Regions from separate parts of the Homo sapiens genome. Here region 2 is linked to region 1. Evidence: read pairs that join two places in POLR2A ChIA-PET (ENCODE). Cell type or tissue: GM12878. All regions are shown on one strand.

What was found. ChIA-PET counts read pairs that join two places held together with the same protein. Peaks named below come from ENCODE experiments on the same cell type or tissue, not always from the same donor. Only the 100,000 strongest peaks of a DNase experiment are listed, where the experiment ranks them.
Region 2: POLR2A ChIA-PET joins it to region 1 with 5 read pairs; 3 of 35 experiments call an interaction of 5 or more read pairs at or near these places.

Annotation. Positions count from the first base shown.
Region 1 is chr2:165,673,229-165,677,228 of GRCh38, forward strand. It overlaps CSRNP3 (cysteine and serine rich nuclear protein 3), which reads left to right. Exons shown (of 7, transcript NM_001172173.2): 6 at 3,084-3,380. Among named protein-coding and RNA genes, the nearest start is that of GALNT3, 120 kb to the right of the region's middle. In GM12878, no CTCF peak of the experiment used is centred here; no DNase peak of the experiment used is centred here.
Region 2 is chr2:165,542,969-165,546,968 of GRCh38, forward strand. All of the region lies in intron 3 of CSRNP3 (cysteine and serine rich nuclear protein 3), which reads left to right. Among named protein-coding and RNA genes, the nearest start is that of CSRNP3, 75 kb to the left of the region's middle. In GM12878, no CTCF peak of the experiment used is centred here; a DNase peak (open chromatin) is centred at 2,114.

The DNA.
Region 1 (4,000 bases):
CCAGGTTCAAGTGATTCTCGTGCCTCAGTCACATGAGTAGCTGTGATTACAGGTGTACCCCTCCATGCCTGGCTAATTTTTGTATTTTTAGCAGAGATGTGGTTTTGCCATGTTGCCCAGGCTGGTCTCGAACTCCTGACCTCAAGTGATCTGCCTGCCTCCGTCTACCAAAGTGCTGTGATTACAGGCATGAGCCACCACAGCTGGCCAGATTCTTAATTAAATTTTTATTTTGAAATGAAATTCCTTATTCTAATTTTAGTATGCAGGAATAAGAGATGCAAATTTTACTTCTAAGGGCACTTATATTTGGAGTAAACTGAATCTGCAGTTCATATGACATACAGTTGTTTGTTTTTTAATTCTTAGGCACGAATTGGTTATTCATGTTGCCCTAAAAATTTTGATGTTTTTAAATATTTGCTAAAATCTTACTACATGTTGACTTTTAGATTTCATATATTATCTGATAACAACCATTTTTTAAAAATTAGGCTGATAACCATTTTTAAAAAATAGAGGTGGCTCATGCATGTAATCCCAGCACTTTGGGAGGCCAAGGCAGGTGGATCACCTGAGGTCAGGAGTTCGAGACCAGCCTGACCAACAGGATGAAACCCCATCTCTACTAAAAATACAAAAATTAGCTGGGCATGGTGGCAGGCGCCTGTAATCCCAGCTACTCAGGAGGCTGAGGCAGGAGAATCACTTGAACCTGGGAGGCTGAGATTGCAGCTAGCCGAGATTGTGCCATTGCACTCCAGCCTGGGAAACAGAGCTAGACTCCATCTCAAAAAAAATAATAAATATAAAATAAAATAAAAATAAATCAATCTCTGTTGATATAAAATGGAGATTTTGTTGTTGTAATGTTACCAACTGCACAAGTAAGCATAAATATTACAGAACGTGGAGATTAAGTAGGAAGTATTAAAGGGAATCATGCTACCCAAGTCCTGGGTGTGCTACATGTGCTGAGGAGTCAGGACTTTGCTGAGGTTCACAGAGACAAGCCAAGAATTAATGAAAACAAACCAAAGTGCCATACAGTGGTAAGATGTAAAAGGGAACACTTCCTTTCTGTTACTACAGCTTTACCTATCACAGAGGATCGAGTGTATGTTAGGCAATTATAACTTGAATTCCTTAGAAAATCAGATCTTTACAGCTAAAAACATGCAGCTTGTTACAAATAACAATTAACAAAAACGACAAACACAACCAGTCAATGTGACATCCTACTAGTGGCTATCACAGTTTAAACAATACATATGTAAAGAAATGCCAAGGAAGGAAATAAATTTTAGATTATACCAAGAGACAAAACCCAATAAAGAGGAATGTGTACCTTTTCATGATCACAGATTTTAACTCTGAAACATATATATATATATAAATAAAATATATATATTTATACCTTATAAAGTATTCATATATATATAAATACTTCTGAATATATATATATATATATATATATATATATATAATTTGTTTATTTATTTAAATAGGGTCTCACTCTGTCACCCAGGCTGGAATGCAGTGGTGCAATCATGGCTCACTGCAGCCTGACCTCCCGGGCTCAAGTGATCCTTGCACCTCAGCCTCCCAAGCAGCTGGGACTACAGGCACCCACCACCATGCCCAGCTAATTTTTGTGAATTTTTGATAGAGATGGGGTTTCATCATGTTGCCCAGGCTGGTCTTGAACTCTTGGCCTCAAGCAATCTGCCCACCTTGGACTCCCAAAGTCCTGGGATTACAGGCACGAGCCACTGCACCTGGCCTTTGTGATATATTTAGTATATACACTTGCTAGTGTGTTATTTCCTCTATGAAAGTTTCTCTGCTTGAGGGCAAAGTCCAATCTTCTATTTGTTTTTTAATACATTCAGAGTTTTCCAGTTTGAGGATTTTTTCTAATAAAAATTCTTATCTGAATGTTAGACTTTTTCCTGTAAAGATGAGACAATGATGTCTGATGTTGCAAGTATTTTAAGTGTGTGATGGATGAACTGTTGTTAAGCTCACCAAGCATAGTAATAATTATAATTAATAAATTTTAGGAAGTGATAAATTTAAATATGAAAGAATTAAAATCCCTTCTGTATTTAGAACTTCCATGATTTTTCTCATGGAGTTTCTGCATTAATTCTATGCTGCTCCTCAGGGTAGATATCTTGCTCATATTCAGAGAAAACTTCTTTTTCTAAATGCTTTTTTATGAAGGAAACATAACGTGATACAATAGTAAGAAATGAAGTACTTATTCAGGGCTTACTGATGGATGAGATTAATTTAGAGAAGAAATATAAATAGAAGCAGACTAATCATGTGTATGTGAGACCGTTTCCACATGAGCTATTATGCAGAAGGTACCATTTTGGGTGAGGGTTTGTGTGAACTCCTCTGAGGGCAGAGTTTATTGTTTCAGCTGTTGGTTGCTGAGAGCTTGAGGGCCCTGCCCTCTGTTCTTTGTCTTACTAAGAGCATGCTGACCTGACTGATTACTTCATATCAAGCCCTCATTCTTGGAATGTTCTGTAGAATAATCATATTTGTAATCCCTGTAGCACAGTGCAGCACACCTTTATTTCCTGGTGTATGGTTTTGCTGGAACTCAAAAGACAGAGTTGTTATTTCAAGGACAACATATTTGCTGAGTTAGGTGGTGATGGCTTCCACAAGGATGCTATTATCTCTGAACAAGGACACATTTATTCCAACATTGGAGCTGCCTATCATGAAATGAGTCTAAAGATAGTTTTCACTGATGAGCATTTGTAACCTTTGGTGTTTTTCACATAGCACTCTCTAAAAGCTCCAACAACTGTAGCTCCTAACATTAGGAGTTTATGAGTTCCAATTAACAGTCTTCTGTTACCCGTACATTTAAAAGCCTAACATTTTGATGCCTTTATTTTTCTTTCTGTGATTTCTCCTAAAGATTAAAAAAATGATCTAACAAACACTTGTTGATTATGAGGACATGATGATATATAATAGTTCATTCTCACCCAGTACAAACATACAGATTTTGTACCCTGCCCTTAATGAGTCTCTTATTTGCTGCTTTGTGTTTTTAGATGACTAAGAATGGCACAGTAGAATCAGAAGAAGCCAGCACTCTTACACTGGATGACATTTCTGATGATGACATTGACCTGGACAACACAGAGGTAGATGAGTACTTCTTCCTACAACCTTTGCCAACAAAAAAACGAAGAGCTCTGCTGCGTGCCTCTGGAGTGAAAAAGATTGACGTGGAAGAAAAGCACGAACTCCGAGCCATCCGCCTCTCACGAGAGGACTGTGGCTGTGACTGCCGAGTGTTCTGTGATCCAGACACGTGCACCTGCAGCCTGGCTGGCATTAAGTGCCAGGTAAGGGTTGGGAATTCAGGGCATCCAAAGACAAGACATTGTCTACCACCCCCTAAGGAGGCAGTCATGGTACCTATAATGAAGCTTCCCACATGTAAAAGAAAATTTTTTGGCAAGGCAAGACATGTAATTCAGGAAGAAAGACATAATTCAGGAAGAGAGAAAGACTAATTTAAGGCCATTCATGGGAATACATAAAATGCTTATACATATAACATATAATCTGAAAGACAACCCAAGTAGCAGCTGAGTTAATTAAAATTATTTTATCTTGGATTCTTGTATTATATCACCTTATTTCAGCTTTTTACCAATGTTGAAGGAGATCATGACATCCCTAACACTGGAGTGTGTATTTTCTGATCCATCCATGGGATATAAAATGATGATTGATTAAAGGTGGTTGGATTAGTGGAAAAATTACTAGATTGAGACTGCAGAAAATGAAATTGTACTTCCATCTTTGCTGTTTGCCAACTATATGAAATTGGCAAGTCAGGCCCACTGGGTTACTTTCTTTATCTCTAAAATGAAGGAACCGAACTAGGTCAGGGGTTGGCACCCTATAAGTTCACAGGCCAAATCCGACCTTGCCACATGATTTTGTAAATAAAGTTTTA
Region 2 (4,000 bases), 130 kb before region 1:
AGACTCTCATTCTCCTCTGAGATAGATCAAGCAAGTAGTTGGCTCTTATTATCAGTTGAAATATGTCATGTGGCTGTGTCCTCTCCTGAGTAGACTGAGGGTGACAGTTAGCTGGCTTCCTGGGATGGCTGAAGTATCCATTGACTCACACTTAATTTGAGGCCTTGGGATTTTCTTCTACTTTACTAGACCAGGTTGCCTCATCTGTCTTCCTTAACTATACCAGACATCTATCTGGACTGCAGAGCTCTTCTCTAAGCTGTTCATGTATTTTTACATTGTTATTCTTTTATTAATGATATTTTAATCTAATTTGTTTACTTTTTTAATTAATAAAAGAAAATTTCTTGTAACCATGGCATGCAAATTAAAAATACATTTAGCTAGTAAAGACAGAAACATAAAAGTTAAACATATTTACCTACAATCTTATGAACATTTAAATGATATATTAATAAGATTTGAAACTGGATAAATAGTTATTACCACATTTCCAATATTATTTAGTTGAAGCTTTTAAAGTTCAAATACATTGTTTTCTATCTATTTTTAAAAATTTGGCATGGGAGATGAGGAATAAGACATCTCAATCATCAAACTAAATTCTTTTCTTTTTTTCAAGATTATGTTAATACTCTGCTAAGGAATGTAGAAGTTGGTTATAATACTAGGATTTAGCTTAGTTTTTCATTTTTAATTTTCATGGGCACATACTAATAGTAGGTGTATACATTTATAGGGTACATGAGATGTCTCAATACAGGCATACAATGCATAATAATAGCATCACGTAAAATGGGGTATCCATCTCCTCAAAGGATTTAGCTTATTTTGAAGTTGCAATAAAATCAGTGGTTTCCAGTCATTCAATAAATATGACTGAGCTTCAACTATATGCAAAGCACTTTTCTAGGGCCTTGAACACATCAATAAAAAAAGAGATCAAGACACTTGCCCTCCAGTATCTTAACTTTCTAGTGACGAGAGATAGACAAGGTTAATGAAATATTATATTATGTTTGTATATTTTATATATATATATACACACACAATGTTTGAATATAATATATATTCTGTATATGTAAAATATACAGAATATCATATAGTATGTTAGAAAGTGATATGGAATAAAATAAAACTGGAACTAAGTAAGTGGAATCTGAGGTACAGAGTAGAGGGGCAGAGTGACTGGACACATTAGGCTTTACTAAGAGAGGAAAAGAATTGAAAGAAATTGAGCAGGTAGCCAAGGAGTCATCTGGAGAAATAGTGCTCCAGGAAAAAGGAAGAATTAAAGCAATGGCTGTCAGGCAGGAGCAAGCCTCCTTCTTCACAGCACAGCAATGAGGCCATAGACAGCTAGAAATGGTGATTAAGGAGAGTGCTGTAGGTGATAAAGCCAGTGGACCTAGTTATATGGTTCTTTTGGCTAATGAAAGACTAATTATTACTCTGATTAAAAGGGAGAACCATTGGAGGGTTTTGAGAAGAGGATGACATGATCTGACTTAGATATTTAAAAGGATCTACCTGGCAACTGTGTTAAAAGTTGGCTGTAAAAGAGAAAAAATGTAGGAGATCTTTTCAGGAGGCTTGGACCAGAGTGAGAGAGTAGAGGAGAAGGAAATGGTTTGATTCTGAATATATTTTGAACGTAGATCCAACAGGATTTGCTGATAGCTTGTGAGATGCTAGAAAAGGGTGGAAAATTATAAGTTTACTTGAGAACATAATAAGTTTAAAATATCCATTGTACACTCAGGTGGAGATATCAAGGAAGTAGTTGTCCTGGGACATGCAGTTTAGGAGAATAGTCTGGAGAGAATATATAAGCTTGAGAGTCATCGTCATGAAAATGATGCCTAAAACCACAAGAGACTGTAAGATCACAAAAAAGGTAAATGTAAATAGAGAAAGGAACCAAGAATTGAGACTTAACCCTCTACAATTTAACGAAAAGGTTAGGAAGAAAAGGAGAACCAGCAAAAGAGAAAGAGAAGGACCAATCAGTGAAGTAGGAGGAAACCCAAAAGAATGGGTAGTATGGGCCACAAATAAAGAGTGTGCATCAATGAGAATAAAGCGACTGGTTGTGTCAAGTGTTTCTGATGGGTAATAAAAGGGGAACTGAGAATTGACCATTGCATTCAACACCATGGAGACCACTGGTGGTGTTGACAAGCATAGTTTCAGTGAGCTGGTGGTAGTAAAGGCTAATCTATATGGTTTTATGAGAGAATGGGTGGAGAAGATTTAGAGTGTGTATAAACAATTAATGCCAGGAGTTTTGCTGCAAAGGAGAGCAAAGAAAAGGGGCAGTCACTACAGGAGACATGGTGTGAGAAGGTTGTTAATATTATAAGTGGGAAAAATAACAGCATGCCTAGGTTGAGAATAATCCAGTAGAGAGTGAAAAATTAATGATGCAGGAAAGTAAAAGAATTGCTGGCCCAGTGTCCCCGAGCAGGCAAGTTAGGATTGGATTTGGCACAGAGGGGCAAGGAGCATATTAAATAAATTTGTAATATACATTGACCTTGACAGGGTCATTATGAACAGTTCAAAAAGTCCAAAATTCTGGTGGAGATGGAAAATATGTAGAGAGGTATCTGGGTTATTGTCACTTATTTCAAGGTTATGAATTCTTAACAGGGGCCATGGGGATGTGGGCCATATCTGTCTTATTTACTCTGTGTACCTGGTGCCTAGGATGAGTTCTGGCCCATTAAATAGATATTTAATAAATATTTGCTAACCGATTTGGTGATGGGAATATTTTATTTTCTTCCCTTTTATTTGTGTTTCTTAAATTTAGAAAAATGAATATGTATTACTTTTTAAATTAAATAATAAACATTGCTGATCTTAAAGAGAGAAATAGATCCAGGAAAATACAATTAGTCATTTCAAGTGAAATGTAATATTTGAATGATAATTTACCTCAGGTAATTTGCTAAACACTCTATAATGCAGAACCAAAATAAAAAATTGATACTAGATTGCCTATTATTTGTTATTATTTGTCTGCAGTACATAAAGTTAATTATGTGTTATTAGCCCCACTTTATAGATGAGGAAACCAAGGCTCATAAATGTTAAGTACCTTGCCTGAAATCATAACATGAAGTAGAAGACCTGGACTGCAGCTAGGTCTGTCTAACTCCATGCTCAATACCCTTCTTCACAAATATCTGTCTTCTGTTTGTTTGCTTTTGATTTTTTGTTTTGTTTTATTTTGTTTGAGACAGAGTCTCACTCTGTCGCCCAGGCTGGAGTGCAGTGGCGCAGTCTCGGCTCACTGCAACCTCTGTTCAATTGGGTTCAAGCGATTCTCCTGCCTTAGCCTCCCGAGTAGCTAGGATTACAGGCGCCCGCCACCAGGCCCAGCTAACTTTTGTATTTTTAGTATAGATGGGGTTTCACCATGTTGGCCAGGCTGGTCTTGAATTCCTGACCTTGTGATCCACCCGCCTAGGCCTCCCAAAGTGCTGGGATTACAGGCATGAGCCACCAAGCCTAGCCTCTCTGTCTTCTGTAACGCTGGTACTCTGCATACAAATGCTACCTAAAAGCTCAATGCTGTATTTTCTCCGAGTCAGATTCATTCTAAACAATTTCTTCACCACATAAATTCAGAACTATTTTCTGGGGGTTTTATTTTGACTTAAAGAGTGTTTTTAATTAGTAGTCTTCTAAGAAATGTAGAGCACATTTGAATGAGTTCAGAGAATTTTCCTCAAATGATGTAATGTATAACCAGGTTTTCAAAATAATAGATACATATCTTTATTACCTAGAAGAAAGGAGGGATTTAAACTATGAAAACCTATGTATAATTTGGGATCCTGGAAAATATTACAAATCAGAAAGTGAATTACTTATACTTTTTTCTAAAGATGGATTTACAACTGACTTAGAGAGAAGTGCAGAGTTTAAATCAATTTCAGCTATGTTCTGATTTTCTTTAATTGAAGTACATTAGTAAGCATTGTAAAAATAT